2 separate regions of the Homo sapiens genome follow, and region 2 is linked to region 1. Evidence: read pairs that join two places in POLR2A ChIA-PET (ENCODE). Cell type or tissue: MCF 10A. All regions are shown on one strand. Each heading gives the region's core, and the rest is flanking DNA. Links, peaks and the distances in the headings are about the cores only. Region 1 overlaps LOC107985465 (a long non-coding RNA gene). Region 2 has its middle 22 kb from the start of LINC01354.

What was found. Peaks named below come from ENCODE experiments on the same cell type or tissue, not always from the same donor. Only the 100,000 strongest peaks of a DNase experiment are listed, where the experiment ranks them.
Region 2: POLR2A ChIA-PET joins it to region 1 with 12 read pairs; 9 of 35 experiments call an interaction of 5 or more read pairs at or near these places.

Annotation. Positions count from the first base shown.
Region 1 is chr1:234,562,921-234,567,316 of GRCh38, forward strand. It overlaps LOC107985465 (a long non-coding RNA gene), which reads right to left. Exons shown (of 3, transcript XR_001737831.2): 3 at 1,673-3,407. Among named protein-coding and RNA genes, the nearest start is that of LINC01354, 33 kb to the left of the region's middle. In MCF 10A, for the core only: no CTCF peak of the experiment used is centred there; DNase peaks (open chromatin) are centred at 1,911 and 3,271.
Region 2 is chr1:234,507,505-234,511,900 of GRCh38, forward strand. No RefSeq gene overlaps it. Among named protein-coding and RNA genes, the nearest start is that of LINC01354, 22 kb to the right of the region's middle. In MCF 10A, for the core only: no CTCF peak of the experiment used is centred there; a DNase peak (open chromatin) is centred at 2,437.

The DNA.
Region 1 (4,396 bases), core at 92-4,091:
CACAGAAGACATTCAGAAAATATTGCTCTTTATAAATAATAATTATTCAACAGACATTTTACTAGCACTTTTCTGTTGTATAAAAGTTATACATGCAGAGTGTAGACACTTTGAAAACACAAAGTATAAGATGCAAACATGAAATCACCTATGAACCATGACATGCAGGTAGCATTGTCAACATTTTGAGCTGTTTCCTCTCAGCTTTGTTTCAATGCCTACATTTACAAAGTTGTTTTTTTTTTTTTTGAGATGGAGTTTCGCTCTTGTTGCCCAGGCTGGAGTGCAATGACACAATCTTGGCTCACTGCAACCTCCGCCTCTGGGGTTCAAGCAATTCTCCTGCCTCAGCTTCCCAAGCAGCTGGGATTACAGGTGCACGCCACCACACTCAGCTAATTTTTGTGATTTTAGTAGAGACGGTGTTTCACCATGTTAGCCAGGCTGGTCTTGAACTCCTGACCTTGTGATCTGCCCGCCCCGGCCTCCCAAAGTGCTGGGATTACAGGCATGAGCCACCACGCCCAGCCTACAAAGTTTTGTCTAAGTAGTTCCAAAGCATTTTAAAGGTAGAGATAATGGATTAAACTATAATGCTCATTTGAAAAGGAGATTTGCCTAACAGCATATTTTAAGATCTTTTTTTCTAATTAGAGAAATAAAGAAAACTTGTAAAACACAGAAAAGCATAAAAGAAGACAGCAAAAGTCACTTGGATTTCAACCAAAGAGCATTATGATGAATGTTTCAGTGTGTGCCTTCCAGTGTTTTTTTTCTATGTATGTATGTACATTTCTTATTTATTAAAAATACCAGTGTATCCTTTTGGCTGTTTGCTGTTTACAAAACACACATTTGCCCTAAAAATAAATATTCTTCTACAACATGATTTTTACTGACTACATAAATGATATTCCTTTATATAATGATGTATAATAATTTACCTAACCAATCTTCTATTGTAGGATTTGTAGGTTGTTGTAATTGTTCATATTATAAACAATGTCATGATTAACATACTTATGAATAATACCTGATTAGTTTCTTATAACAAATTTCTAAAGTAAAATTGTATTAAAGGAGATATATACACATACATGCATATATAATTTTTTGATAGATAAAACTAAATTGCCTCCAGAAAATTTATACTAATTTATACTTTCATTAGTTCAAGTTTTTGAAAACATGATTTAGAGGCAAATACAATTATCTCTGTTTTATCATTTGGGACAATTAAGGCAGAAACCAGTATCGTGGTGAGGGTTACACAGCAAGTCAATAGGAAAGATTACTTTGATAGAGATAAGAGATATCTTCTTACATGTACTTTACATATATTCTCATTTACAACAAACCTAAAAAGGAGTTATTTTTTAATCCCCATTTCCAGATAAGGAAAGGGGGCTCGAAAATCTCGAAGCCCTGACATTTCTATTCATTCATTATCCAGGCTGTCTCTATGACCACAGACAGCCTGACAATCCAGCTGCAATGTAGTCATAGAATCCTAGTGTGTAACTCATAGAATCCTAGTGTGTAACCCAGTACTACCAACACCAGATAAATCAATCCTTGCAGAAACAAATATTTAATTTTTAAATAAGCCAACAATCTGAACATTCACTGTTTTGATAAATGCAACCTAAAAGATCTCGTCCCCTGGATTTATTTTTCAGGTAAAAATAGCTCCATGGTTATGCCTTCTTAGGGGCTTGGTGGGAGGGAAGGGATGGGGTTGAAGAAGAGAAAAACAACTTCCTTGGAGGATTAGGCAAGGTGTAAGAGCATGTCTTCCAGGTCTAGATTGGCAGACCTCACGCTTTGACTCAGAAGTAGAGAATCTGCTTTGGTTTCCTGACTGGGTTGCCTTGTTTTTCAGCCACAGGGCAAGAAACATGCCACAGCAATGAAATAAAGGTGACATGTCATAATGAGGGAAAGGGAGTTATTCCACAGGCTGAGTCACCGCTCTCCTGCAGGTACAGAATGATACAGCCTACAGAAATTCAGAGCAGACTGTCAGACTGTGGGATTGAGTAACAAAGAGAAACAGGTCTACAGATGACCTAGCATACGCTTATTATTTTGAAATTTCTGAATTGTAAAAAATGAGAATGGTGAAGTCTTAGGTAGATCTAAGTTCATTCTTGCAACAAAAATCAGTTCCAAGTTTGCCTGGAAGTGAGGCATCTAATTCATAAAATAGTGGCTATAGTGACAGTTATATATTTGAGGGAAACTTATCTATAACTTCCAACTAACATACATCTTGGTGGAGTCTGAGTTCTACATTTTTCTGCTTTCTTCCTCATCAATTGTCATGGTTGACATTTGTTCTTTGAAAAGACTGAGTGCCAACCATGAGCTGGACAGCCCACTAGGCAAGTGCAATGACAAAAGAAACAAGCGTTAATCCTGTCTAGCCAGAGCACTAAGGAACCTGCTTATTCTGCGAATGCCTCAGCAAGGTCCTAAAGGAGAGCTTCCACTGCCTCCTAGGTGGGTGCCCCTGCTGGCAAGTTAATCATTCTAGGCCTCAGTTTCCTATTCTATAAAATGGGTGATAATAGTAACTATAAAGTAAGAAATAAAGAAGAGGTCACTGGACACTTGGCCTCTGGCAAGGATCTAGAAATGTCAGCAGCATAATCCTGCTTAACTCACCTCCACTACTGTTTTACCTGCTGCTCTCCAATGCTCACCTGCTCTAATTCACACTGTAGTAGGAAGTACTTTAGGTCAGGCATCAGGGGGCATTGCTTTAGTTCAGACTCCAGCATTTACTATGTACCTGTTGTATGATCTTAATACTAACAGCAATATAGTGATAGAAGCAGCTAATAGCCAACCGTTATAATCATTACTTTGTGCTTGGCATTTTATATAAATTTAATCCTCATGGTAATTTACTGACATAGGGAACATTGGTCTCTCTTTTTATAGGTGAAATAAGTGAGGCTTAAAGAGATCTTGTAATTTGGTCCCACAGCTTAAGTGTGAGGCTGGAATTCACCCAGGAAAGCTGTTTCCAGGTTCTGTGGTCCTAACAATTACTCTGCCTTAATTTTCCCCTGCTGATATTTCTGCCCATAAGCCTCTTATTATTTGATTAATGGTAGTAAAGAATATTTTTAAAAACTATTGCTCTTCAGCATCCTTTTTGAGGGAGAACTTTCCTTCCCCTATTCCATGGGTTTGTTTTGGGGCTGTGGCTTACAGGAACCCTCTCCAGAATCATCCGATGTCCCAATCATACGTGGAGAATGGCCAGAATCCTTCCCTTTGTACTGATGTACACACAACACGAGAAGGAATTTTTCTACTGGAGTTGCTTAGCTGGAGAGGCCAGGAGCCATATTTCTGTTGTGTGGGCAAAGCCTTTCTGCAGTAGAGGAGAATGAGCTCTATAAATAAAGAGAAACATAAAATCATAAAATACAGATAGAGATGAGATATGGTCACTTAGAATTCCTAGTTCTAGTCCAGAGGCCCTGGTTCTATTAGTTACTGCTTCAATTCTGACCAACCCAGTATTTCCAACTATATAAGCCATTAGAGTCTTGTGCTTGCATAAGTGAGTTTATTTTATTTTATTTTATTTTATTTTATTTTATTTTATTTTATTTTATTTTATTTTATTTATCTTGATGGAGTCTCGCTCTGCTGCCCAGGCTGGAGTGCAGTGGTACGAGCTTGGCTCACTGCAAACTCCGCCCCAGGGTTCAAGCAATTCTTGTCCCTCAGCCCCCTGAATAGTTGAGACTACAGGTGTGCACCACCACATCCAGCTAATTTTTGTATTTTTAGTAGAGATGGGGTTTTGCCATGTTAGCCAGGCTGGTCTCGAACTCCTGACCTCAAGTGATCTACCCACCTCTGCCTCCCAAAGTGCTGGGAATACAGGCGTGAGCCACCACGCCAAGCCTAAATTGTGTTTTTCTTAATTGCAATCAAAGAAGCCTAATCAATAGAACAGAGAAGGGGCCTGGGAGTTAGCTATAGACAACAGGTGTACAAATGTGAAGTTACCTATTAGTGAATTAAAGGAGTATTAACGGAGACAATACTTTGAAAAATCAAGTTAATAAGAAATCATGTACCATGGTTTGAATATGTCCCCCAAAGTTTATGTGTTGGAAACTGAGTCCCCAGAGCAATAGTGTTGAGAGATTAGACCTTAAGGAGGTGATCAGGTTGTGAGGGCTTTGCCTTCATGAATGAATTAATGCTGTTATTGCTGGAGTGGGTTCACTTTGGAGGGACCGGGTTCCTGATAAAAGGATGAGTTCAGATTCCTTTCCTTCTTTCTCTCTCTCTCATGCACACGCTCTGCCTTTTTGCCTTCAACCAGGGGATGACACAGCAAGAAGGACCCCACCAGATGCAGCCCTTC
Region 2 (4,396 bases), core at 239-4,238, 55 kb before region 1:
TGGCTTTTCTGGGCCACTCTGGAAGAAGAACTGTCTTGGGTCACATATAAAATACACTAACACTAACGACAGCTGATGAGCTAAAAAAAAATTGCAAAAAAATCTCATCGTGTTTTAAGAAAGTTTCTGAATTTGTGTTGGGCCGCGGGTTGAACAAACTTGATTTAGACCGTGTTACTGCTACTCAAGGTCTGCAGGGCTGTTTCCCTCACATTGCGCATGATGTAACCAGTTCACCTAATTGCAACCGATTTCAACTTCATGCTATTGGATTTGTTTCCCTAAGGTATCAGATTCCAGAAAGGTCCTACTCTTCCCCAAATCAGCTGGGGAGGTGCGCGCAGCCTATTTTCTACCTGCTTTCTGGTTTAGTCTTGCTCAGAAGCCTGGGCAGGCCAAGTGGGTGCTCCCCTGGGCTGATCCTGACATTGGGCCACAATGGGAGATGTGGTGGAGGAGCGTTATTACTAGGAAGCAAATTAGAACCTTTATCATAAGGAGGCAAAGTCTTGCCTGGGAAGAAAAGAGCACATGCTAAGTTAAGGTAAAGAGACCAGGACAAAGAAAAAAAAAAAAAGCTAAACATAAATTGCAAGATGTTCAGGCATGGTGAAACTAAAATAGCTCTTTCTAGATTGTTCCATCAAAAAAATTCAAAATACGATACGTTCATTGAAGCTGAACTTTTGTTCTCTCCCTCCCACCCTTCTTCATTCCTTTCCTTCTTCCTTCCCTCTCTTCCTCTTTCTTTCTGCCCTTGTTTGCCACTTGACTAAGCAAGAACACAGCCACATATTCCAGCTTTCGGCTTATGGAGAGTGCTGGAAAACTGAATCACTCATTATTTAGAAGATTCACCTCAATGACCTCCCAATCCCTCCCAACTCGGAGGTTCTGTGGGTCTATAGAATGCCCTGGTGAAAGAGAAAGAACACAGGCTTTGAAGTCAGACCAGGTATGTCCCATTTCAGACCAGGTATGTCTGACTTCAAAGCTTGTGTTCTTTCCTTTCACCAAGGCATTCCATAGACACACAGAACCTCCGAGTTGGGAGGGATTGGGAAGTCATTGAGATGAAGCTTTTTGTTTGTTTGTTTTTGAGATGGAGTCTTGCTCTGTCACCAGGCTGGAGTGCAGTGGCGTAATCTCGGCTCACTGCAACCTCCGCCTCCCGGGTTCAAGCAATTCTCCTGCCTCAGCCTCCCGAGTACTGGGACTACAGGCATGCGCCACCACGCCCACCCAATTTTTGTATTTTTAGTAGACACGGGGTTTCACCATATTGGCCAGGATGGTCTCGATCTCTTGACCTTGTGATCCGCCTGTCTCAGCCTCCCAAAGTGCTGGGATTACAGGCATGTGCCACCGCGCCTGGCCGAAATGAAGCGTCTTAATAATGAGTGAATCCTAGTTCTCATATTTACTAGCCGTGTGACTTTGGGCAAAGTACTTAACCTCTCTGAGCCTAGATTCCTCATCTGAAAGCCTGGCCAGTGCCAACTACCAAGTTGTTGACATGAAGATTAAATGAGAAACTACTTATAACACATGGAGCTAGAATGGAGATGGAAGACTAGGTCCCAAAATCTGCTGCTGGGAAAGCAGAGGAGAGAAGATCAGGCTGCAGAGTGGGAGGTTTATGGGACTGGGTGGGTGAACAGAGGATTTGGCATTGTTGCTTAGAAAAGCTACTTGGGGCCGGGCGCGGTGGCTCACGCCTGTAATCCCAGCACTTTGGGAGGCTGAGGCAGGCAGATCACCTGAGGTGGGGAGTTCGAGACCAGCCTGACCAACATGATGAAACCCCGTCTCTACTAAAAATACAAAATTAGCCGGGCATGGAGGCACATGCCTGGAATCCCAGCTACTTGGGAGGCTGAGGCAGGAGAATTGCTTGAACCCGGGAGGCGGAGGTTGCGGTGAGCCGAGATTGTGCCATTGCACCCCAGCCTGGGCAACAAGAGCGAAACTTTGTCTCAAAAAAACAAAAACAAACAAACAAAAAAAGCTACTTGGGCCAGCTTATTTCCCAGAGCCTGGCCTTGCCCTGTTCTCCCTGCCTTCTTGTGTAGCTGGATTCTTGTGAATAACCCGGGTCTGCCCCCGGGGACTTCCACCACGTGTGCTATACCTCTGAGGCTGCACACTCTCCCACCCAGTGATTTCCCATGGGTTTTCTGCCCCTAACTATCCTGGATCTACCCCAGCCCTATTTAGACCATCTACCTGCTGGCCTTTTTTATTCACTTATTCATTCATTTCACAAAATACTTTTCGGTCCATCTGCCCCACAAGACTTTCAGCTTCTTGCCAGCTCCCCAACAGCCCCACCCTCAGGCTTATCCCTCCCTCCCTGGAGGCTGGCTGCATCAGAGGTTACCTTCACCCGCTGCCAGGAGCAAATGCTGACACTCAGTCGATATTTGTTGACTAAATAAACACATAGAAAAAGACTTTTTAAAAAATTACCACCCCTTCTAGATCCCCAGCCCCCGTTCAGGCTGATGCAATCCAAATTTCTCTGCACCATGATGAGTTCAGTGCTGGCAGCTTGGTGATGGCGCATAAGTAACTAGGTTTCCCAGCTCTCAGGCAGCCATTCCCAGCACCTCTGTGAGTTTCTGATTTTCAACTATCCCTGGGGCTTACAAATGCTAATAGTGGCTCTCTTCACATTACTGTAATAATACTTAGCACTCATGTCCTGACATAAAATCAGTTCAAGTGCTCCCACACCCCCTGGTGAGGTAGGACCCTTATAGCATGCTGCTGTAAAATGAGCAGCTGAAGGTGCTGGGGTGCAGCTAGGGCCACACTTGGCTTTGATCTGAAATACCAATTTCTTTTTTTAATTGCTTTTCTTCCTTGATACATGCATACAAAGTGTAATGATGAAATCTGGGTAATTGGAATATCCGTCACCTCAAACATTTATCATTTCTTTGTGTTGAGAACGTTCCAAATCTTCTCCCTTCTAGCTATTTCGAAATATACAATAAATAATTGTTTAGTCACTCTATGGTGGTATTTTTATTTTATTTATCTATTTTTAATTTTATTTATTTATTTATTTATTTATTTATTTTGAGACAGAGTCTCACTCTGTCACCCAGGCTGGAGTGCAGTGGCGCGATCTCAGCTCACTGCAACCTCCGCCCCCTGGGTTCAAGTGATTCTCCTACCTCAGCCTCCCGAGTAGCAGGGAGTACAGGCACGCACCACTGTGCCCGGCTAATTTTTGTATTTTTAGCACAGACGGGGTTCCTGCATCTTGGCCAGGCTGGTCTTGAACTCCTGACCTCATGATCCACCCACCTCAGCCTCCCAAAGTGCTGGGATTACAGGCGTGAGCCACCGCGCCTGGCCTCTCTCTACGGTGCTATTGAACACTAGATCTTATTCCTTCTATCTAACAGAATGTTTGTACCAATTAACCAACTCTTCTTTTTACATTTTATTGAATTAATTAATTAATTTATTTATTTATTTATTTTGAGATGGAGCCTCACTGTGTCACCCAGGCTGGAGTGCAGCGGTGCGATCTCTGCTCACTGCAACTTCCACCTCCCAGGTTCAAGCAATTCTCCTGCCTCAGCCTCCCAAGTAGCTGGGACTACAAGTGCACACCACCATGCCTGTCTAATTTTTGTATTTTTGGTAGAGACGGGGTTTCACCATGTTGGTCAGGCTGGTCTCGAACTCCTGACCTCAAGTGATCCACATGCCTTGGCCTCCCAAAGTGCTGGGATTACAGATGCGAGCCACCACGCCCAGCCTTTTTTCATTTTAAAATATACAATTGGCTGGACATGGTGGCGCATGCTTGTAATCCCAGCACTTTGGGAGGCCGAGGTGGGTGGATCACCTGAGATCAGGAGTTCAAGACCAGCCTGGCCAACATGATGAAACTCCATCTCTACTAAAAATACAAAAAATTAGCCGGGAGTGGTGGCAGACACCTGTAATCCCAGCTACTCAAGAGGCTGAGGCAGGAGAATTGCTTGAATCCGGGAAGCGGAGGTTTCAGTGTGCTGAGATCACACCAGTGCACTCTAGCCTGGGCAACAAGAATGAAACTCCTGTCTTGGGGGAAAAATGTACAATTAAATTATTATTGACTATAGTCACTCTGTTCATGCTATCAAATAGTAGGTTGTAGGTATTATTCTTTCTTTTTGTACCCATTAACCCTCCTCACCTCCCTCCAGTCCCCAACCAACCCTTCTTGTTTTTTGTTTGTTTGTTTGTTTGAGACTGAATCTCGCTCTATCGCCCAAGCTGGAGTGCAGTGGTGCTATCTCAGCTCACTGCGACCTCCGCCTCCTGGGTTAAAGTGATTCTCTTGCCTCAGCCTCCTGAGAAGCTGCGATTACAGGTGCCCACCACCATGCCTGGT